Regions from separate parts of the Homo sapiens genome. Here all the other regions are linked to region 3. Evidence: read pairs that join two places in POLR2A ChIA-PET (ENCODE). Cell type or tissue: MCF 10A. All regions are shown on one strand.

What was found. Peaks named below come from ENCODE experiments on the same cell type or tissue, not always from the same donor. Only the 100,000 strongest peaks of a DNase experiment are listed, where the experiment ranks them.
Region 1: POLR2A ChIA-PET joins it to region 3 with 5 read pairs; 3 of 35 experiments call an interaction of 5 or more read pairs at or near these places.
Region 2: POLR2A ChIA-PET joins it to region 3 with 5 read pairs; 1 of 35 experiments calls an interaction of 5 or more read pairs at or near these places.

The regions. Positions count from the first base shown.
Region 1 is chr1:48,090,306-48,098,305 of GRCh38, forward strand. LINC02794 (long intergenic non-protein coding RNA 2794) reads left to right here. Exons shown (of 15, transcript XR_007066073.1): 6 at 1,315-1,828; 7 at 2,794-2,934; 8 at 3,739-4,101; 9 at 6,799-6,931. Among named protein-coding and RNA genes, the nearest start is that of LINC02794, 45 kb to the left of the region's middle. RefSeq lists an enhancer at 2,201-3,400. In MCF 10A, a CTCF peak has its summit at 3,559 (motif pointing right); a DNase peak (open chromatin) is centred at 3,586.
Region 2 is chr1:47,759,388-47,767,387 of GRCh38, forward strand. TRABD2B (TraB domain containing 2B) reads right to left here. Exons shown (of 7, transcript NM_001194986.2): 7 at 1,141-6,719. The coding sequence ends at 6,515. Among named protein-coding and RNA genes, the nearest start is that of LINC01738, 75 kb to the left of the region's middle. In MCF 10A, no CTCF peak of the experiment used is centred here; a DNase peak (open chromatin) is centred at 4,614.
Region 3 is chr1:48,016,780-48,024,779 of GRCh38, forward strand. No RefSeq gene overlaps it. Among named protein-coding and RNA genes, the nearest start is that of TRABD2B, 23 kb to the left of the region's middle. RefSeq lists an enhancer at 7,894-8,000. In MCF 10A, no CTCF peak of the experiment used is centred here; DNase peaks (open chromatin) are centred at 2,202 and 3,102.

The DNA of each region.
Region 1 (8,000 bases), 74 kb after region 3:
TGTGTTATTTAAAGAATTGGTTTGTTGAGTTGTCAAATTTATAGGTATAAAGTTGCTCATAATATTCTCCTTTTTTTAATATAAGGGAATGTGTGGTAATGGCACCTGTCTCATTCCTAATTTTGTAATTTGTGTCTTTTTTCATATTTTCCCTGATCAACTTGGCTGGAGGTTGGTCAATTCCATTGATCTTAAAAAAATCATCTCTTGGTTTCATTGATTTTTCCCCCTACTGTTGTACTATTTTCTATTCCATTGATTTCTGCACTGAATTTTATTATTTTTTCTTCTGCTGTTTATTTTGCCATTATTTTTAATTGCTATGTCTTCAAGTTAGCCATCCTTCTGCCATGTTTAATATATCCTTAATCCTACTCAGAGTATTTTTCATCTAAAACATTGTAGTTTTCATCTCTAGGTTCTATTTGAGTATTTTTGAAATCATCCATGCCTCTACTTAACTTTTGAACATATAGAGAACAATTATAATAATTATTTTGACATCTTAGCTTGACAATTTTAAATCTGTTTCAGTTCTTGGATGGTTTTGATTGCTTGGTTATTCTCTTTGTGTTTTCTTGCTTCTTTGCATGCTTGGTTATCTTTGATTAGATGCCAGAAATGGTCACTTTTACCTTATTGGGTGGTGGATCTTTTTGATTCTTATAAATCTTCTTGAGCTTTGTTCTGGGATGTGTTAAGTTGCCTGGAAATTGTTTGATCTTCTTGGGTCTTGCTTTTATGATTTATTTGGCATATCTGAGCAGTCTAGGGCTAATTATGCCCCACTACTAAGCAAGATTTTCTGGGGTACTCTACCCAATGCTCATAAAGTATGATTTCATTCAGCTGTCAGAGGGGGGAATATGCAATATTCCCAGCCCCGTGTGAGCATCAGACAATGTTCTTTAATCTTTTCAAATTATTTTTCCTCCATCCTGAAGTGTTACTTCACATGCATGTGCTAATCAGGACTCTGTTGAATATCAGAGGGGGATGCTCTGCAGATAGTCAGGGCTCTTTCTCTGCACATCTCTTTCCTTTTATTACTTTGTCCATCCATGAACTCTAGTCCACTTGGTTTCCCTAACTCGCAGCCTTATTACCTCAGTTCAAGGATCCTACTGGGCTCCTCTCAGACTTTCTTCTCTGTCCCGTAGCCTGCATAGTCTCTGAAGGCAGCAAGCTGGGGCAGTCATAGGGCTTACCTAGTTTGTTTCTTGTCTCTTAGGGAGTAACTATCCTTTGTTGTCTTAGGTCTAGTGTCTTGAAAATGGCGTTTCTGACATTTTATCTTTTTTATTTTGAATGCAGGAGGGTAAATTCAATCCTGGTAACTTAATTGTGGGCAAAAGTGCAAATCTCCTGGCATCCAATTCTTACCATAGATTTCTGATGTCTGGAAGCATGGTGGAGCAACACACTTCTGAAGGGACAGCAGGTGCTGTAGTGAAGTTTTCCACAAAAGAAGAAAATGTTGTGCTCTTTGTCTACCTCACCAACTTCCCTTCAGCCCTTGGGGAGTGTAGAAGACCTCCATGTTCATCAGGGCTCCATTTTAAGGAGAGAACAGAAGTTGGAGGATAAGGTGGGAGTTCTGATTGATGTGGACCAGATAAGGTGACATCTGGCCAAAGAGGAAGCTGGGAGCCACAGACTGCTAATAGGATGAAGGGAGACACAGCTACCCCTCTGTGGGGTCATCAGAGATGGAGGGGGCTGGCATAAAGATGAACATCTGCGTCCAAAACCATATAACTCCATACACCACATCATCTAATAGGAGACCAACATATTGTCAGAGGCCGCCAGCAACAGAGGGAAGCAGGTAAAGCCAGTGTAAGATCAGGAGCCTTTTTCCACCAATGACAAACAGCCACTTATTTAGAGCGATCTCTGTTATTCCTCTTATTTTCCCTTCTTCCCTCAACATGAAAGGCACTAGACCCAGAAAAGAAAGGAGAAAATTAGAAGACAAGACCACAACCTTTTACCACCCTTGGTGTTTTTTTTTTCTTTTTTCTTTTTTTTGACAGTCTCACTCTGTTGCCCAGGTGCTGGAGTGCAGTGGCGTGATCTCGGCTCACTGCAAACTCCGCCTCCCAGGTTCAAGTGATTCTTGTGCCTCAGTCTCCCAAGTAGTTGGGACTACAGACATGCACCACCATGCCCAGCTAATTTTGTATTTTTTTTGTAGTGACAGGGTTTCTCCATGTCCCCTTCCCACTCTCGTAACTTGAGGTACAAGTCTGGCAAACATTGAAGCGAGACGAGGAAGTGCTATTGAAACTGGATATGAGATGGGAGTTGTGAACTAGACCAGACGGGACTTTTGGTAACTGATATCGATGGGAAAGCAATGGGATCTACCTGAAAATATCATTAGAAAATGATACTGACAGATAGGACAAATCATGGTTAACAGTTGTGGCTAGAGTAAACAAGTTGAACTGTTTATACCTATACCGCAATGGATTGAGGCTTCTCAATAAACTGGTTACATCTGATCTGCTAACAACAGCTGCTAAACATTGAAAGGGGTACTGTGCTGACTGCTGTATACACACTATGTCATTTGCTCTTCACAACCTATAGGATGGGCACTAGTTTTTCCCCCTTTTGGCAGATGACAGAAACCGAGGCACAACCAACTTGTCTAAATATAGATTACAGAAATTTCACATGTATCTCTCCAGTTCACAGGAAGTGTCATTCTCCTTAATCACTTTGCTCTTATCCTTGATGTTTTTCCAAACATTTTTGCTGATGTTGAGTGTTTTCCATTTCTCTGAGCTGTGTTGTCAGTCCATCTCCTGATGAAGCAAGGGCAGTTTGAATGCTGAATGGAGGTGGATGAGGAAGGGGAACACTACGTGAAAATATTTGTTTTACACAGATGAAATGTTGGATCAGAACGCACGGAACTACATCCAGGTGAGAGGCATCAAATAAATCACTTAACCTCTTTGTACTTTAGTTTCCTTATATGTTTTTATGGGCATCATGATAGTGCCTACTTCACTGGGCTGGCGCTGGAAATGAAGTGTGATTACAGATGAAGCTGTTAATCAGTGTCTGGCACACGGTCTGCTCTATCCGAGGATTAACCGTGTTTATTATCTGTCCTTTATTACTAGTTAAGTTCTCTTCACCACTGAAAGAAAAAGTCCAAATGAACCCAAACATATGAGTTTATTTTCTCCTCCACATTTTCGCTGCCCCTCCTTCATTACTCTATCCCCATCACCACCCCAAGAAATTAGATCTTTGCATAGCAGAAAACACTTTTCCCATTCATAAGAGAAAGAATGGGACTTTTTTTTTTTTTTTTTTTTTTTTTTTTGCTATTCCAAGAGAGAACCCACATTTGACACTGGATTTCCACCCAATTTTTCTAAGTGCACCTGTGGTTACATTGCTGGAGGTGTCAGTGTGAGGATTTAAGCCCAGCTGTATCTGACAGCTGGTTACCCAGATGAGAAACCCCAGAGTCCTCTTCCACCCTTTGCAGTGAGCTGCCTGGACCTGCAGGATCCCTGCAGTACCTTCTATGTGCACCAGGTGGCAGGTGCTGCATCGGAAACGCAGGTGCGGCAGCTGCACAACTGGTTCTACGGGTGGATCTGAGCACCGGGCTCACCTGGGAGATTTCTAATAATACAAATCCCCAGGCTCCGCCCCTGAGATTTTGACGCCGTGGGTTTGGTGTGGCGGCCTGGCATATGTGTTTTTATAAAGCCCTACAGGTAATTATGATTCAGCTTGGTGCAGGGACCTGCGTTTGGAAGCCGCTGCTTCAGAGTGTTCCAGAGAACGGCAGCCTCACGCAAGCATGAAGCGTTTAACTGTGCAACACAAATCAACAACCTGGGCTCCTAGAATTCAGGGTGAGGTTTCACAGAGTGTCAGAGTTGAAAAGGATCTTGGGGCTCACTGATGAAGCATTAGCGACGAGGAGCCTGAGGCCAGAGGGAACGTGCCACGGACAGCCTGAGCTACAGTGCAGGTCTCCTCCCTCCTCCGCAGCACTGCTGACCACGGCTTTCCGTGGTTATAATACTGTCACTTCCCCGCTAGCCCAAGGATCTGAAAATACTTTTGGTAAGCCACGGGAAGGACCCTCCTCCCTGAGTCAGTACCTTTAACTGCTGTTGGAACAACTCCAAGCCTCAAATAATTCAAAACTGTGTGAAACACGTTTTTGCCTGAATTAGGGTTCACACCGGGTGGCCTTTGTCCAGAGGCCATGTTTATTTATTTATTTATTTATTTTTATTTTATTATTATTACACTTTAAGTTTTAGGGTACATGTGCACAATATGCAGGTTAGTTACATATGTATACATGTGCCATGCTGGTGTGCTGCACCCATTAACTTGTCATTTAGCATTAGGTATAGCTCCTAATGCTATCCCTCCCCTTCCCCCCACCCCACAACAGTCCCCAGAGTATGATGTTCCCCTTCCTGTGTCCATGTGTTCTCATTGTTCAATTCCCACCTATAAGTGAGAACATGCGGTGTTTGGTTTTTTGTCCTTGCCATAGTTTACTGAGAATGATGATTTCCAATTTCATCCACGTCCCTACAAAGGACATGAACTCATCATTTTTTATGGCTGCATAGTATTCCATGGTGTATATGTGCCACATTTTCTTAATCCAGTCTATCATTGTTGGACATTTGGGTTGGTTCCAAGTCTTTGCTATTGTGAATAGTGCCGCAATAAACATATGTGTGCATGTGTCTTTACAGCAGCATGATTTATAGTCCTTTGGGTATATACCCAGTAATGGGATGGCTGGGTCAAATGGTATTTCTAGTTCTAGATCCCTGAGGAATCGCCACACCGACTTCCACAATGGTTGAACTAGTTTACAGTCCCACCAACAGTGTAAAAGTGTTCCTATTTCTTCACATCCTTTCCAGCACCTGTTGTTTCCTGACTTTTTAATGATTGCCATTCTAACTGGTGTGAGATGGTATCTCATTGTGGTTTTGATTTGCATTTCTCTGATGGCCAGTGATGGTGAGCATTTTTTCTTGTGTTTTTTGGCTGCATAAATGTCTTCTTTTGAGAAGTGTCTGTTCATGTCCTTCGCCCACTTTTTAATGGGGTTGTTGTTTTTTCTTGTAAATTTGTTTGAGTTCATTGTAGATTCTGGATATTAGCCCTTTATCAGATGAGTAGGTTGCGAAAATTTTCTCCCGTTTTGAAGGTTGCCTGTTCACTCTGATGGTAGTTTCTTTTGCTGTGCAGAAGCTCTTTAGTTTAATTAGATCCCATTGGTCAATTTTGGCTTTTGTTGCCATTGCTTTTTGTGTTTTAGACATGAAGTCCTTGCCCATGCCTATGTCCTGAATGGTAATGCTTAGGTTTTCTTCTAGGGTTTTTATGGTTTTAGGTCTAACGTTTAAGTCTTTAATCCATCTTGAATTAATTTTTGTATAAGGTGTAAGGAAGGGATCCAGTTTCAGCTTTCTACATATGGCTAGCTAGTTTTCCCAGCACCATTTATTAAATAGGGAATCCTTTCCCCATTTCTTGTTTTTGTCAGGTTTGTCAAAGATCAGATAGTTGTAGATATGCAGCGTTATTTCTGAGGGCTCTGTTCTGTTCCATTGATCTACATCTCTGTTTTAGTACCGGTACCATGCTGTTTTGGTTACTGTAGCCTTGTAGTATAGTTTGAAGTCAGGTAGTGTGATGCCTCCAGCTTTGTTCTTTTGGCTTAGGATTGACTTGCAAATTATGAGTGAACTCCCATTCACAATTGCTTCAAAGAGAATCAAATACCTAGGAATCCAACTTACAAGGGATGTGAAGGACCTCTTCAAGGAGAACTACAAACCACTGCTCAATGAAATAAAAGAGGATACAAACAAATGGAAGAACATTGCATGCTCATGGGTAGGAAGAATCAATATCATGAAAATGGCCATACTGCCCAAGGTAATTCATAGATTCAATGCTATCCCCATCAAGCTACCAATGACTTTCTTCACAGAATTGGAAAAAACTACTTTAAAGTTCATATGGAACCAAAAAAGAGCCCGCATCGCCAAGTCAGAGGCCATGTTTTAATAGCTCTGCAGCGCGGCCTCCCTGCCATCCATGACTGTGGGGATGCTCGCCCCTGTCTCCCAGCCCTGGTGCATCCCCAGCCCCATGCTCCAGTCTTCTCACGGTCCTTGGGCATATCAAAACGTCTCTGAGCCTCCATTTCTTCTCTGTGAGACAGGGGTGAGGATTACTTGAGAAAATGTTCAGCATTTCTGTGTGTAACTGTCGAAAAAAAAAACCAGAGCTTAGTTTTCCTCTGTACTCTGTCTTTCAACACTTTTAATTTGGACTCTAGCTTTGCAGAGGCAAAGGTTCTCAGAAAATCTATAACCGAAACCCCTAACTTTATACTCGAGCAAACTGGGTCCAGAAAGCTGAATGATTTACACAGGGAGTTACTGTGAGAGGAGAATTGGCATGTAGGTGTCCCGATGTCCAACCTTCTGCCCTTTCTTCCGTATCACAATCACGCAGTCCTGGGGCCTCTCCGGTGGAGCCTCTTACTATCATTATTCTGAGTAGTTCTGATGCTAACTGGTGTCTTCCCCTTCCTCCTTTCCTTTCAACAACATTTAGTGAGCACCTGTTTTATCTTGTGCCCTATACTTGGTTTCTGTTAGAGAACCTTGCCTTACCTACTGTAAGTATTAAATACATCTTTGACGGTGGTTTAATTAATCACATTTATTCATATATTTAGTGATAAGCACTTGCTTTGTGCTAAATCCTTTTTAGGGAGGCCGCGAGGAACACAAGGGGAGCAGATAATGACATGGTCCACAACACACTTAAGGAGTTGGCAGAGTTTGGGATCAGGGGATTCTGCGCGTGTGTGGATAATCAGCATTCAGGAGAAGGTGTAGTGCACGTAAGTACTGGTGTGTGCACCGTGGTGGCAGGAGGTCACTTTGGTTTGGGGCTGGAAGGCTGGGAAGTCAGACCCTGCACTTTCTCAGTGTAAACCCTTGATCCCCCTTCTCCTTTAGCCTCTCTCATGACTGGTTCTGCAGGCTTCTGTCCTGGACCTTCTCTTCTCACTCTATGTGGTCTTTCTGGAGCATCATCCATCTTCCTGCCTCAATAATCATCTAATTCTTGATGGCTTCTAAATCTGTATCTCCAGAGGAAAGTGTTTCTCTGAATCTCAGACCTTTACATCCCACTGTTTCCCGAATGTCACTGATTGCATAACCTGTCACTTGTACAGAACTGAACTCCTCTCCCCTCCAATCTGCTTCTCCTCAGTGAGCTCAGAAACCTGGAAGTGGTCCTTGACTCCCCCACTTTTCTTTACTGTTCCACCACCCCAGTAATAATGAGGTTCTTTAAACCCCAGAATCCTGGAAATCTAAACAGCCCTGTCACAGATTCCTTTTTCTCCAACCCACCTTTTCTGCCACTGTCAATCTCTGGGTACAATCAAGATTCACCAGCATTTTTGTAACAACTTTTTACCCAACTGGTCTTCCTATTTTGAGTCATGCTCACCTATGAGTCCTCCAAATTGGACCCAGAGAAGTCTTATATAAAATAAAACAAACAAATGGAGCCCCTCCATCACTTACAGCTCTTAGAGTGTCTTCCCTCTGCTCCTAAACTTCACACTCCTGTAAGTGGCCTCTGCAACCTGTGCTATGGATTGAATTGTGTCCTCCAGAAATGTACATTCAAGCCCTAACTCCTCATACCCCAGAATGTGAGCTTATTTGGGAATGGAGTTGTTGAAATGTAATTAGTAAGATGAGGTCATGCTGGAGTAAGGTGGGCTCTTAATCCAGTATGACTGAAATCTGTATAAAAAGAGGGAAATTTGGACACAGACATAGGAATAGAGGGAGGACAGCCATGGGAAGTGAAGGCAGAGATTGGAATTATGCTGCCACAAGCCAAGGAACACCTGGTGCTGCTTCCAGAAGCTGGAGGAGGCAAGGAAAGGA
Region 2 (8,000 bases), 260 kb before region 3:
AGTCAGCTGACACTGGACGGTATGTTGTGCTGTGATAGAACAGATATGACATGTTGTATTTGAAGTCTTCCCTTCTTTCTTTCCTCTTTGTTTACTCCATCATTCTTCCACAAGTCCCCACTATATATAGTGTCTATATGGCATACATAAACGACTGTGCTGAGGCTGACTTCACAGAGAGGCAACCCGTGGCCCTGGCACGAGGAAGCCAAGGGGCAGAGTGGGCACTACAGATCATCTCAGCACAACCTTAAGTGCTCCGAGGAACAGCGAGCTGTAGGATCAGAGGGGAGGCATGGCTTGGGGAGTTGGGGAAGTCTCTGTGCAACAGATACCACTGGAGCTGGGTTGTGCAGGATGTGTAGGAGTTCAACAGAGCAATGGGTGAGGCATAAAGAGGAAAGACTGGCAGTGCTGTGGAAACAGCAAGTGCAGAGGTGGCGGGTGGTGAAGCGGGGGATGGAGTTAGAAAACACTGAGGCTGGCAGTAACTCTGGAGTGTGGAATGCTGGGGGAAGACTTGGCAAGGCGCGGCTTTCTTGTAGGAGGCATGGGCAGGGACCAGATCTTAGAGGGCCTTGTGTAACCTTTGTCAACCTCGAGGAGACACTGAAGAATTTTCAAAGCAGGGGAGATATGTGGTCATTTTTGTTGGTTGACAGCGCTCTCTGGCTGCCGAAGGAAGAGTGGACTGGAGGGGCCTGGCTAGGTGGCAGGGGCTCAGGTAAAAGGTCTGGACCAGGGTGGAGCAATGGGGATGAGGGAGTGTGTAGGAAGAGCTGATCGGGAAGAATCAGTAGGTCTTGGTGAGTGAGAAAGGCAAAAAAAAAGGGAGACTGCAAGCCTGAGCCCCAGATTTGAGCTGTGTTTAAAGTCCCCGAGCAGCTCCTTCTCCACATCGTTGGGCAGCTCAATCTGGCTGGGGAGAGGGTATCTGGACCTCATTTGGCATGAGGCCTCTCAAGCCATTGGGTTCCTGCTGAAACCATCCTCCCAAAGTCTGCCCGATTCTGTGCATGAAAACCGGGCTCATTCCAACTCCTCTGCTTCACTGCAGGCCTTGGCCCTCACAGCAAAGGCAATTTTCCTGAACGTTCCCTGGCAGGAAGAGAGGAGCTGTCACACAGAAACACTAAGCCATTGAATTCATAATATCTTTTATTAATATATTATGCTACAAAAATATTTTTGGCAAAATAACATTAATAGCATCTTTCTTTGTCTTCTATTTATACTCTTAAAGGACTCTTCATGATAATTCACAGAGGTGAGGGGCAGAGGTGATAAGAGAACAACATCATGAATACCTTTCAAATACATGAATCTGAAGCCTGTGTTGCACAGTGAATCAACTCGGGGACAAGCTCTGTGAGGCTCAAGAATGGGGCAGGGGCTCTGGCTTCCTCTGTTCTGGGCTAGAGCCTCCTTTGGCTGAATCAGCCCCTGCCCACCCCAGCCACTGGGGACCCAAGATGTCTGAGAGCCCTTTGTCCCTGGCAGCTCACCGGAAACATCTTAGACTTGGATCCCGTTCAAAGCCCACTTTCCCCACAGCAGGACTGGGATGAAGGGGGCCTTGGAGGCATGCTACTCTGTCACCTTTCCCACCTCCACATGCTTTCAATCCCATGGCAGCCTGTGGGTCCTGGGAAGAAAGCCAAGCACCTCATCTCCATGGAGGCCCAAGATTGTCCATGTCACCCCTGCCCTCCAGCCCTAGAACTGCCCAGGCAGGAATCAAGGTCTTCATTTGACAGATGAGGAAGTGAAGGCTCAGAGAGGGACAGGAACTTGCCCAAGGTCATCCAGCAAAGTGAAGGAGTATCCAGAGTATCTCCGGAAAGGAAGAGCCCAGCTCCCACTTGGAGAAAGGGTGAGGATAGCCGATGCTCCCTGGAAAGAGCCAAGTAGGGGGTCAATCAGTTCTCGTGAACCCTTTCCTCCCCTGGGGTCAGGGAGTGGGGCAGAGCGGGAAGGAGCTCTGGGCTGGGCTGCAGGCCTGGGTTCCAGTTCACTCCTCCTCCACCTTTCAGAAGTTCCCCCACCCAAAGGCAGCAGTCAAGCCCAGCTGGGTCATTGAAGGGGGCGCTGTGAGGGGTGGTGGTGGTTGTGGGTGGAGTGGGGAGGCTGGACTTATTCCTGAACCTTACTGGTTTAGACAGCCAGCGGGGTGATTTTTTTTGGCTGCTCAGATGAATTTCTGGAAAAATAACAATGTTCATAGAACTTGATCATTGCAGAGCCAGGAGGGACCCTCAATGTCATCTACACCAGGCCCTTGGCAAGATGTCAACTCTCCTACCACTTCTTCAGCCAGTGGGCACACTGCCCCTGCTCAAACACCTCTCCCGATGGGAAACCTGCCACCCTTGGGGGCTCCGGGCCATCCCCAGACAGCTTTGGCTTGGTGGAAATTATGCCACTGGTGGAACTAAGGTCTGCCTCTCTCCTTCTTTTCTGCCTTCATTCCTTTCTTCCTCCCCTTCCTTCAGCTTCCTTCCCTTCCTTTCTCTCTCTACACATCTGTTGAGCACCACCTTTGTGTCAGATGAGGGTACAAAAACAAATTTACATGACCCCTGCCATTAAGCTGCTCACAGTCCGAGAGGAGCAGATACACACTAGATAGTCACAACACTGGGCAGTGGGTATTGTGATAGATGCTAAGAAAGCACAAAGGAATGGGAGGGGGCTTCCTGGAGGAAGTGCTATCTGTGTTGATCCTCAATGGATGAGCAGTTACAGGGGAGAGAAGGGAGTTTCCAGGGGTAGGGAGCAGCATGTGTGAAACATCCTGTCTATTCTAGAGATGACTGCACATCACGCTGGCCAGGCACAGGGTAAGAGACATGAGAGACGTGGCTGGTCAGCAGGGTTGGGTCACGAAGGGTCTAGCGGACACTTCAGGGTGAGGCTGAGGACTCTGGTTCTTATCTCACAGTCACTGAAAAACTATCACCAGCCCCAATTCTGCTGTCTGCCACACAGGATGCCATCAAAGCTGCAATTCCCTGGAGAACTTCTCTTGTCCTTCACAGCATTTTCAATAGACTTTCCTTTTGGTAGAAGGACTTTCCCTCCTCTTTGGGATCCACTGTGACAATGGCCCTGGGCTGGAGATTAGGCAAGTGGGACAAGGGGCCTGAGCACCTAGGCTTGTCCAGGTCTAGCCGAGGCCAGGAAGTTGTAGATAACACATTATTTAGCATGAAGAAAATATGCTTAGGGTCTTTCAATGCAAGGACAAATTTGTTCATAACCAGCACAAGGTTCCATGCTTCCTAGATCCCAGATCTTTGACTCTCAGGACTGGAGGCATCCTCAGCAGCCCTTTGCAGCTCCCTGGCAGCCTGATTCTTCTCCCTCCACTGTGGATGACAGGGCTCTCCCTGTCTTCATCTGGCTGCTGGTGCATCAGACCCACCACTGGAGGAAGACCTGGGGACATGGCCATTCCAACATGCCCCAGAGAGCCCTTCATCACACAGTCAGCTTTCGTGAGAGGTAGAGGACCCAGGGCCACAATAACATGCTGCCCGACCTTAAGCAGATCACTTTACCTGCTGGGTCTCAGACCTTTCATCTTTCCTGCCTGCCTCACAGTCAAACAGAAAAGTCTAAGAAGTGCACACAAATTTCTCAGAGCAACAGGAGCATTTTATGAGGCTGGGCACAAAGAACGTTTCTGGAAGAAATGTCAGTTAGTGGTGGATAGATCGTGTCAAAGGTGTGGGTTGCTGCTTATGGAATGGTGGTTCTCTGGCCCAGGATGAGAGAATTCAAGTGCCCCAGACATGCAGATTCCTGCATATGTGCCTCAAGTCTTTTGGGTCATAAGTCAGCAAGTTGAGTTCATTTCAGACCCTGGCCAGCTGGTGGTCCTCAGAGATCAGTGAACTTTGGCAACAGATGTCTGACCACATTGGCTCTTGCTCTCCTGTAGGTACATGTCTACTCCATCGGTTAGTCTAGCCATCTTTCTTTAAACACTTGAATTAGGGTAAGGGAGAGTTTAGGATCCCCTAATATGCCCAGAGGAGGGATCTGGGAAAGACTAAGGCTGAATCTTCCTGAAGTTAGGGGCCAGGACGACGTAATCTAGCATTGCACTGCTTGTCCCATCTTGATAATGAGTTCCTCTGGGCCAAGGAGAGTGGTTAGATTCAGCTCTAATACAGAGCCTGGCATTGCATGTGCTCAGTAATTACAAGCTGCATTAATTTACCTTCTTGGCTCAGTGCCTGGCACAGATCTGGGCACACGGTCAGGTGCCTGGACTGTTTACCCAAATGCTTCATCTTTAATTAACCTCAAGCTCCATCTCAATACGTCTCACGCCATACTCTGCCCCAAACAGAGAGGAATCTGGCCTGTGTGCTTCTAATTCCTTTACACTTATCTCATCCAAATAGTGCACTGCACGATCCGTTTGATGTCCAACTTCTGAGCCTGCTTTATAAGTCAGCTAAGCCCCTTCCCGCTCAGAAATAGGAAGTCACATTTTTGCCAAGGATAAACCAACTCCAGCCTGGATTGAGGTCAAGTTCAGTTTAGAGCATGGTGCCCACAGGGCTGGCTGGGCCCTCTAAGGCAGAGCTCCAGTCTCCTGCCAGGTCTCAAGCTCAAACACGTCCATCAGGGCTGAGCTGTAAAGAATTCAGCTGCCTGCCAAGATGCCCGTGGGACTCCTGACCATCCCATGAGCTGCCCAGAACTTGCCGTCTCAGAAGGGAGATAGCTGCCAAGCTGGGCAAGATGGCACTGGGGCCAATTAGCTGCCATCAAGCCTGCCAGGGAAACCCACGAAGCTATAAAGTTGGGGTGCACTGGGCTGGGAGTCAGCAGGCCCACCCGGCTGTGCAGCCTTGGAGAAGTGTCTCCTCTCTGTGGGCCTTATTATTCCTCCTACTGTTACTATTATCCATCAAGTGAAGGGTCCTTTCTGCTGTCAGGTTCCAGGACTCTGTAATTACTGAGGCACCTGCCCCATAGGGTTTCAGGCCTCCCAGGTGGGAGTTAGCCCACCTGGGTCCTCTGTCTCCTCAACCACCACCTTGAGGAGCCGAGGGGCTAAAGTCTCTCGGAGTCCCTGTCACCTGCCTCCCCACTTGGCTGCTGTGCCTCCCCAGGTGCCCCACAGCTGTGCCCACCTCTCAGCCTTTGATTTGGCAGGAAAGCTTCTCGTGGGCTCCAAGATCTGGCAAGTCAGGACATGCGACACATGGCACATGCAGTTGCCAGAGCCCTTTGGCCAGAGGGGTCAACATAAGCAGCCGGCCAAAAGGTTTCTTGGTGGAGTGAAAGCTTGTGCTGGCCCCAGTTTGGGTGAGATCTGCTCCCTTGCAGAGAGAACGTGGCAGAACAGGGAACAGGAGGCAGGAATTGTTTTGCATCACACTGATCTGGGGCCACATCCTGGCTGGGGGATCTTCAGCAAGTCCCTTCGCCTCTTTGGGGGGCTCAGTTTCCTCATCTGTGAAATGGGGATAGTCACATCTCACAGAACTAGCGCAAGAATCAGTGAAGCAAGTGTGCAAAGTGCTTGCCACGCTGCAGGCTTTGGAAAAATGGCAGCTCTCATTACTATTAACATCATGTGAGGCCTAAGCCCCTGTCTCTAAAACTGCCCTCCTGTGCCCACTCCAGTCCCTCGGCCCAGCTCAATCCATTTAGCCAGGACTTCAACAGCCTCTCCTTTAACCCAAGCTGGATTCATGACACCAGAACAGAGAGGTCTGGATTTATGTCCTCACTCTCCCACTTGCCGTGTGACCTTGGGCTACCCACCTGGTTCTCTCTGGATCTCAGTTTATTCATTTGTTCTGTGGGGTGGGGACTGCTTTCCTCAGCACCAGTATCCCACCTCCCACCCCACCCCAGCGCTTTGGTTGAAAACACTTACCAAGAGCTCTGGAGGGCCAGATAGACACTCAGGGGTTTCACAATAGCAGCATTCTCTTTCCTAAATTATCTTCCCAGGCCGCGGGTGCATCCAGCAGAGGGGAGGATGGCCAACGTTCACACCTCTGGCTCCCAAATCCAGCTTCACAAAGGCTAAGCCTGCCTGCCTGCCCCTCCTGCTGAGGGCCCCACAGTCGGAGAAGCCAAACCCAGACCCAGGAGGCTTCGGTGATCCAAGAGCAAGCCAGTCCAGAGCCACAGTCCACAGGAGGTCACTGATGTCCCGGGTTCCCCTCCCGGGCCAGCACTAGGGCTAGGGGGTTATAACACAGGCCACATAAGAATAGTTTTATCGGTAGAATAAATACATTTTTCTTTTTTAATATGGACACGTATTTTACAAAAGAGCCCCATAGCACTATGGGAAATTAAGATCCTTCTACAAAAAAGAAGATGTAACTTGGGTACAGTAAAGCTCTAGAGTGTCTAGCCAATCCCATGTGGACTGCCCTCGACGTGTTGGGCACCCCCTGGAGGTGGTGGCAGGAGCAGTTGGGTGTGGCCGAAGACCCCTGTGTCATTTCTCTGGCTTCTCCACTTGGGGTGGCCGAGGTCAGGAGGGCCCAAGGCTATGCAGCAGGAAGCAGACAGCGATGGTGGTGGCGATGGCGGGGAGAAGGCCCAGGGTGGGTGCCGAGCTGCTGGCGGGCCCTGGCGGGTCCTGCTGTTGTAGCTGGTCTGAAAGCTGGAAGGGGGGCTTGGCGGTCCCCGAGCTGTGGGTGGGCTGCAGGGGCAGCGGGGGTGGTGAGGCGGTGGTGCTGGAAAGGAGGAAGCACATGGCAGAGTCACCATCGGCAGCCTCGTCCTGGGCAGAAGCCTTGGGGCTCAGATCTGATTTTTTCAGGTCTATTTTGCCTAATACAATGGAGAAGGGAACAAGGAGCTTGAGCAGGCAAACCGGGCAGCCCAGAGCCACACAACCAGCCTGGCTGAGCTCCAGAGTCCACACGGACCCCCTTTGCCGGGCTCTGGGGGATGGGCCAGGCCCTGGCAGCCACAGGTTGTCACATCTCAGCCACTCAGATGTCACCACTCGAGAGAATGGGTCCCAGGCAGAAAGAATAGTGTTTTGGGGAGATAGATCTGGGGTACCATGGGGTGGTCAGTCATCGACGTACACAGGTGCCCTGCCTGCTGGCTGCTCTCCCCTTGCAGACCGCCAAAACACGCAGAAAACAAGACAAGCAACCCCACCGCGTTCCCTGCCATTATCATAACTACCGCTTGTTGAGCATCCATCATGAGCTCAGCACTTTCCAAGCAATATTTCTGATCCTCATAACAAGCCTTCAAAATGGGTCTCATTGCTCCCTTTCCATGAATGAGAAAACTGAGGCTCAGAGAGGCTGTGTGGTGGCTGGCGGGGAGGCTACCTGGTGGTCAGGTCCCAGAGGAAAGTGGGAGTGGGACGCCATGAAGCAGGAGCCCTGGGTCTGCCTTACTTTGCACAGTTGCAGGATATGTTTAGTGAGAGGTGCAGTCTTTCACGAATTTACAAAAACAGAATCTAGTTTTGGAAATAACAGGTGAGATTCTTGGCTCAAGAAAGCCCACGTGACAGAGAGAGATGGAAGGAGAGTCAGGGCAGGAGCCAACTGGAAGCTGACCTGAGCCCAGCACACGGTGGCCTTGGGAAGCTGGAGGCGGGGGCAGGGGGTACTCAGGGCCAGGTTACTGGCTCAGGTCCAGGAAAGAGACATAGGAAATGGACAGGCAGAGAGAGACAGAGGCTAACACAGGGACTGAGGAGGGAGTGCACAACTACAGAGGCCTAGCAGAGAGGTCAGGAGGCTGACAGGAGACCTGTGGACGAGAGGGACAGGCTCTGGGATAGAGAAACAGGCTGGGCCCTGAAGTAATGGCCATGCCTATCCTCGAGGAACCCTGAGCAGGCAGGAGGCAGACAGAGATGCAGATGCAGACAGAGGAGCCCACAAGCCCCGTCACCCAGAGGGGAGCACCGGGGGGCAGCAGGTAGATGAAGGGAAGGCCATGAGGGCCTCCCGGAAGCAGGGAGGCCACAGTCAGCCTGAAAGGCA
Region 3 (8,000 bases):
CTTACAAAGATCCAGGCCAGATGTCAGGAGACAGGATTTCCAGCCCCAAATCTGATTCTGTCTGGCCAGTTTGTTCATCTTTAGAATGAAGGGTTGGACTAGTCCGTCTTTTAGGGCTCTTTAGCAGCATCCATCTTCCTCCCTCCCTCCTGCCCTGACTTTCTTCTTCCATGATTGAGTGTGAAAGAAAGAACAGTAGTACCTGGGGAAGGGAAACTGCTCTGTCTTGTTTTAAGTGCTATGGGGATACTCAGCTGTTAAAGTGCCCACCACCGTAGAACGTGCAGGTGTGGATCTTAGGAGGCTTCCATGCTAGAAGTGTACAATTCAGGGATACCACTTGAAGTCCTGATGTGAATGAGAGAACTTAGAAAGAATGTATACAGAAGAAGAGTAGGACTAAGAATAGACCCTGAGGAGCTGAGCCATTTAAAGTAAAGTAAGAAGGGAGGAGGGTCCTTCAGAGGAAACTTGCCACAGGATCAGCATTACAGGGAAAAAAGTTTTACATCTCCTATGAAGGCACTTTGGAAGCTTAATTAATGACCATAATCAATCTTTTAGAATCCTTTTTACATCACTCTTACTCTGGAGAAAAAAAAAGCTCGTCAAATTGATGACCTTCTGTGATTTCAAAAGTATAGCACTTATTTTTAATGAGTTTGTTTCTAAGATGTTAGAGCGAGCAACCTTATTGGTAGTTGCCTCCATTTCCCCATTTATAAAATGGCCATAATGAGACTTACTTGATGAGGTTGTGGTGAGGGTGAAACTGGATTCTGGGAAAGTAAGAAATTTCTGCAGAATTAGGAAATCCTACTGTTATTCTTTATGATAGTACCAAGGGTTAAATTTGCTTTCTGTCTTTGACCTTTTTTCCCCATTCTGTGACTAACTTTTTTGTAAACTAATGTTCATTCCATTCTCATATATCTCTTCTGTCCCAGTTTCTCTGGGTTCCCCACGCCCAGCAGTTGGGAGGTCAGAAAGATACCATCTGCTGATTAATAAACAGACATGTATTCCTTCCTAAGTTGATTGAATCAGGGTGTCTCTTGACCCTAATTCTGGATGTTCATACATTCCACCACATATTCACTTATCTAAGGTCACACCCAGAGGCTCTGTGGCTGGGATGAATCACATCTGAACTGACCATCCTTCCTGGAACCCATGGGCTGCAATATGTGTGAGCTCAGCTGAAGTAAACACCTTCCACGTACTGAGAACAGGGCTGGCTCCTGGCGATCTAACATCTTACAGTCTACAGGGGCCCCTGATCAGTAAGGGCTGAGGATTGCAGATAGAATGTCTACTGAGCACCCCACGTGTTCAGTCCTAGGGTGGAGGGTGTTGATGGTGGAATAAAAACAATCAAGAGACTGGGTCCTAGCTCCTCAGGAGGAAAGAAGGTGGCTGAGGATGGTGGCAGGTTTGGAGTGAAAACTTAAGGCATGTATGGGCAGATTTTAATTTCTCTATCTAGATTAGATTTGGGGTCCAGATTTTGGGTCTAGCAGCCCACAACTCCCCAAAATGAATTATACTCTGCCTTAAACATCCAAAAATCTCTCAAGTCTCTCTGAGCTGATTGACTTCCATTGGCTCCCCTCTCACTCTGAAGCGTGTTTATTTCTCTGGGAGTTGCAGGCTCTCATGTTCTCAGGGCTTGGTGAGGGCCTGGGTCTGTACTCCTCCAAGTGGAAATGAAGAGCTACAGATTTATCTGGGCTCCATGGCCATCTTCCTTGCATTCTTTATCCCCCAGCTGGGTGTCCCAGAGACATTAATAAGGGGGGATTGTTTGCTTTTTCTTTCTTTTCTTTTTTTTTTTTTTAACATATTGAAGAAACAGAACGAAGCACAAAGCTAAGAAGAGTCAGTCATCCCTCTGCCTCAAAGTTTATAAGGGCAAAAAATCCTGTTATGAGGAACGGGTGAGAAGCACACCCACATTAATGAGTTTGCGTGGCACTTCCACTTAACACACAATAGTCTCAGGCCAAGAAAGTTTAAAGTGCTTCTCCAAAGTCTTGAAGAAAGTCAGTACTAGAATTGAGATTAAAATCCATGTGCTCTTCCTCTCAGCTCAAGCCTCCACCCTGTAAAGCAGGGAAGACTTAGGGCAGAGGAAGAAGGAGGCTGTGCGGCTCCGTAGGGCTGGGCACAGAGCCGGGGCAGGTCTGGACAGAGACTGGAGCTTGCGGTTATTCTCTTCAGGGCCTGCACTTGACTCACTGGGGGCTCAGGACAGTCCCTCCTTGCTTTCTGTTTTAGTCTGTTCTCCTGGAAGTTGGGCTTTTCAGAAGTGTTACCATGAACATAACAGGGCAGATCTGGGGTGGCAATGTGGGGGCTGGGGCTGTTTTGGTATGTCTAGGCTCTCCAGGCCAGCTCCACGCTGCATGCTCAGCACTGAAAGCAGGATCTGAAAACCAGTGGATGGTAAGTGGATATTGCTATTGTAGATGAAACTGAGGCTTGAGGGTCAGACAGATCTAAATTTAGAACCCCAATTTACTAATTCTTAGTTGTACCAACTTACATAAGCTTCTTTCTCAGACACGGTTTCCAAATTTGATTTTCACACCAACCTTTATGAAGAAGGCATATCAGAAAACTAAGAGTTAGTGAGAGTATGGCTAAGCCAACATAATACTAATAATACGAAGCTGATTTAGCTCTCATTCCATGCCAGGCATCATGTGTTAATATACACCTAAACTTATACCAGCTCTGTGAGGGAAATGCCATGCTTGTCCCATTTTATAGATAAGGAAACCAAGGTCTAAAAAGAGTAAGCCCTTTTTTGGTACCATGTATGTCCCTTAAGTGTTTCCTGAGGCAGGCAGAGAAATCCTTCCCACTTTACAGATGAGAAGCTGAGACATAAAGAGGAAGATAAACAATGGGCTCAGGGTCACCCAATAAGGAGTCAGTAGTGGAGCTGGCTCTGAGTCCAGATCTCCTGGCTCACAGCTCAGGGTTCTGTCACTGCCTATACTTGCCGGGCCCAGCCAAGCCCAAGGAGGGCATCCTGCCCTGGGGTGGTGCTCTCCTAGACCAGCCTCACCCCTCTTGCCAGAGAATCACGGCTCCATCCCCTGCCAAACAGCCTTGTTGCCCAACTTGAGGGTAGGAGCCAAGCCTGGCAGTCTTTGGTGGGCATCCAAGTCAAGTTGCTGTTTCCTGGGCTGAGTTTAGCATGTAGCATGGCTTCATCATCCAAATATGTCCTGCCAGACAGGCCTCAGCTGCTGGCCAGCGGGGCATTTGGCAGCCCAAGAGAGCTTGACGCTAATTGGGCCCAGCCGACATAAATCATGTCTCTCATTAAGAGGAAGTCCAGCCATTCTCTGGAAGGGGCAAGAGGTGGGGAAGGGGAAGAGCCTCCCACTGAAGGATTGAGTTCCGCCAGGGCCCAGTGACCTTATGTAATTGTGCAAATCACTCTGGCCCTCTCTGTCCATCTGAAGAGTGAGGAGGCTACACCCAGTGATCTCTGGTGGTTCATGCCAAACTAGAGGGCTGTCCTGTGACTTTTGTGTGTGGGTAATGTTGTCTTTCCTTTCTGCTTGGAGCACCACTGGGGCAGGTCTCATATTCTGTGATGGAGTGGGCTAAGAATCACCTGACTTGGGCGAGGTTAGAGAAAGTCCTTTCCATGAACAAAAGAACTCCCCAAGGGCAGCTTTGATATCTAGAACTTTTGTAGCAGAAAGCTTGGATTCACCTTGAAACAGAGTAAAGAGCTCCAGGAGGGGAGTGCTTCTAAACTAAGCTGGGTCACTTGTTGACAGATGGGTAGGGGGGAGTTTGAGAGGGTCTGTTTTGTCCTAACGGAAAATTTGAGCTGTCAGTGATGGTCAGCTGTGCTCAGATGAAACTGGAAAATGCTGGGTCAGTTTGAAGACAAATGATATCAATCTTACAACTCTGGCTTTCCTAAGCATGCGTCAACTTAAGCACCCATGCATTTATTAATACATTCACTCGTGCACTCACCATAGTAGGCACTAGCTACATTCCAAGTACTATTCTAGGCACTGAGAATATCAATGAATCTGACTCAATCATTGTTTTATTCAGAGCCATGGTCTACTGAGAAGAACAAGCACTTGAAAAATTGATTCTAAAATGTGTGATAAATCCTGTACCAATGAAATGTGCAGATTCTCTGAGTGGAGGAAGAAATTAGGGACTCTGACTTAGGTGGGGTGAAGGAGACAGGCAGGCTTCCCAGAGAAGGTGGCATCTCAGCAGTGCTTTGGAGAATAAGTTGAGAATACTGAAGAGGACAGTTAGAGCAGAGGAAAGGGCATGAGCAAAAGTTGAACAAGTTTATGTCCTTTGTAGGGGCATGGATGAAGCTGGAAGTCACCATTCTCAGCAAACTATCGCAAGGACAAAAAACCAAACACCACATGTTCTCACTCACAGGTGGGAATTGAACAATGAGAACACTTGGACACAGGAAGGGGAACATCACACACCGGGGCCTGTCATGGGGTCGGGGGAGGGGGGAGGGATAGCATTAGGAGATATACCTAATGTAAATGACGAGTTAATGGGTGCAGCACACCAACATGACACAGGTATACATATGTAACAAACCTGCACGTGGTGCACATGTACCCTAGAACTTAAAGTATATAAAAAAAAAAGTTGAACAAGTCTAAAAGGATACTATGGTCAGAGAACAGCAAGTAGTTTCATGTAGCATGAGGGAGGCTGCGTGAACAGCATTAGGGGGGCGCAGGGTGCAGGTGATGGAACAAAGGCCAGAGCTGAAGCTGGGGCTTGGCTGATCCAAAGATGTCCCACCTGGGAGGGGCTTTGTTCCAGTGATTTTCTACAGTTCCCAATCCTGTCTGTGCATCAGTATTACCTAGAAAGCATTTATAAAATGCAAATAGTCAGTCTTCATTCCTGAGATCCTGATTTAGCTGGTCTGGTGGGGTTCAGGAATCTGCATTTTTAAACAAGCTCTCCCAGGTAATTCTGAGGCAGCTAGCCAACAACTTAGCACTTTTTTAAAAATGTAAGATACTGATAAATGCAATGGAGAGAAATAAAGAAGAGGAGGAGACAGAGAATTCTTGGGGGGGTGGGGGTGACACAACTTTAAATAGTGTGATCAGGAAAGGAAGACCTGAAGGAGTGAAGGAGGTAGCCATGGGTAGATCTGAGAAAAGATCACTCCAGGTGGAGACAATAGCAGATACAAAGGTCCTGAGGCAGGGATGACTGATGTCCTGGAAGCCAGTGTTGCTGGAACACAGGAGATGAGGTCAGAGAGGTAATGGGAGCAGACTGTTTGGATAGGGCTTACTCCTGGCCTTTCTGTAACCATTGATTTAATCGAACTCATCCACCGTTTGGAGAAAAAACAGGCCTGGAAAAGGGACATTTTAATAGATGCATCTTCTCTGTGTCCTTCTTTTTCTCAAGGCTGTGTACTGGGCCGGGTGACTTGGTGGTGTAGAGGAGCATAGAGATGAATGGAATACAGACTCTGTCTTCCCAGGGATCCCAATCAGGGAGGGGCACAGGCTCATGCAATCCTTTCCAGTAGAAATACATGCTGCTATGCTGATTCTAGCTCTAACAGAAATGGCAGCTGCAGTTTGAGGTGGTCGTGGAGAGAGATGGGCATGTGAATGAGCAGACTGGGACAGAGTAGCTCCTTGAAGTTGGGGGTAGGGAGTGGGTCAGACTTCAACAGACACAGCAGGAACGACTTGCACAAGGAAACAGAACAAGTGCATGGCTGAGACTGACCCAGAATGGATGTCTGTTTGTGGTTTGGGGGAGGCAACTTGAGAGTATGGGGTCAGAAAGTCCTGGGTTCTGAGCCTGGCTCAGCCTTGACATTTGAGACCAATGTGGGCCACGTGTCTTTACCTCTTTGAGTCTCTCTGGCCTCAATTTCCCCATCTTTTCCATGGGATTAATCCCTACTCTGAATATTGACTATGAAAATTAATGAAGTAATGCACGGTCGTGTGTCTACAAGCCCAGGGGTTGGCATGTGGTAAATGCTCAGGAAGGGAACTTTGCATCACCCCCAGCATAATTTGATCTGTTTTTCTCCCCACGTACAACACCACTTTCTGCCTTCATGGAAGCTACTATGGGCAAGCTGCCACCCAAAGGTCCCACATAACAATTCGCAAAGCCCAATCCCGTTGGCCAATTGAGCTCCATATTTCAACTACACCCTGAAAGTGGCATTATTATTATTATTGCCCCATTTCATGGGTTAGGGGAGGTGGGAGGAGGGTAGCGTCATCCTTGAAGGAGCCAGGACTTCTCTGTGTTTTTTTCTTCTTTATTATGTTGACCTTCATGGCTGGGCCAAGGACACAGACCACTGAGGAGCTCTAGGAGCCAAAGGGAGCTGCTGAGTAGAGCCTGGAGCTGGGGAAGCTGTCCTAACCCCATCCACATGGAGGGGTCCTTGGTGACAGTGGTCATTTGGCCCTGCCCCTTCTGCCCCGCCTGGGCTCCCAGTTTGGCCATGCCCCAGCCCTACCCTCTGGGCTCAGCCTGGTGTGCTCTGCCTGGCCTAGAATAACCAATCAGCAGGGACCCCCTTCTAATTTCATTTAGGTTGCTGGGGATGGGGGTAGGTTCACACATACAGGTTAATGCTTTCTCTGCCAAGGATGGAACATTTCTGAGGCAAGTTCTTTGTTCTTTTGATCATTCATTCTTTCAATAAGCCCTTCCGTAGGTCTCTTTGGCACCGTTCCCTGGGTTGACACTGGGGATAAAGAGGCAAGTTAGACCTAGCCCTTGACCTGGACCACCGCCTCTGAGGAGGCAGACGCAGAGACCCATAATCACCAGCTGTGCTGGAGGGCTGTGAGAAAAAAACAAAGCCCAGGGTACGCAGAGATGAATTCTAGGCCAAGAAACGTTCCTCTCAGTCAGCATGGTCATTCATTTGTTCATTCAGCCAACACACTGACACCTGCTGGGCTCTGTGGGCCTGGGCCCTGGGGAGGCAGAGATGACTCAGACCATTTTTAAATTTTTTAAAAATCTCAGACCTTGAGGTGGTGGAGGATGGGCAGACACACTGAACTCTGAAATAGGTCATTAAAAAGAGAGTGGTAGGAAATTGGGGGTGGGATGGTGCAACCACTTTCCTGGGGAGGAGGGTTAGAGTAGTGGGCAGTGGGACAGCTTCTAGGACTTAGGCCTTGAAGAAGGGAAAGCCTTTAGCTACTTGGAGCTATGATGATGGGCTCCAGGGGAGCCACATTTACCACCTGCCGGGTGTCCTGGATAATTCTTATTTAAAAAATTAGGGTTTTAGTTGAATGGATATATCAATTATTGTCTGACTTTTGTGTTTATTATGTAATACTCTTTTCACTAAAGGTATTATGTGTTCAAACTTCCTAACATTTGATTACTTTGATCAAACTTTTTGGAAGAAGAAATTAAATAAGAATAGGCCATTTTTTAGACCACATGTTCTGATTTCTGATTCAGAAGCATCATTTCTATACTTATATCCACACAGCCAGGGTCTAGTTTGACCCCTTCGCCCAACCACAATGTGTCTCAGGAAAGATTCTGTCCTCAGTCATCTCCCCTGAAGCAAGGTAGAGGTAGGGTGGGGGTGGATAAGAAAAGAGCCCTCACCAGGTAGATGGCTGGGTGGAGTTAGCATTTGAAGCTTGGAATGACCCAGGCCTCAAGAAAGTTCAAGGATCAGGGTGTCTTGGCTATATTCATGGTTAAGGACAAGGGATTTTGAATCAGCTGCAGCTGGGTTTAGTCCATTGTCAGATACATATGTCTGGACAAGACAATTAACTAATGTACCTATGCCTTGTGCAATTTCTGTAGGATTATTGGCAACATTATATGAGATAATGCCCTGTATCTGGCATTTAGTGAAGACTCGAGGAAAGGTGACTGATAAATTAATGGTAGTAGTTGGAGGACCTCAAGTCTGCAATGGATATGACTTTTGAAGCCAGAAC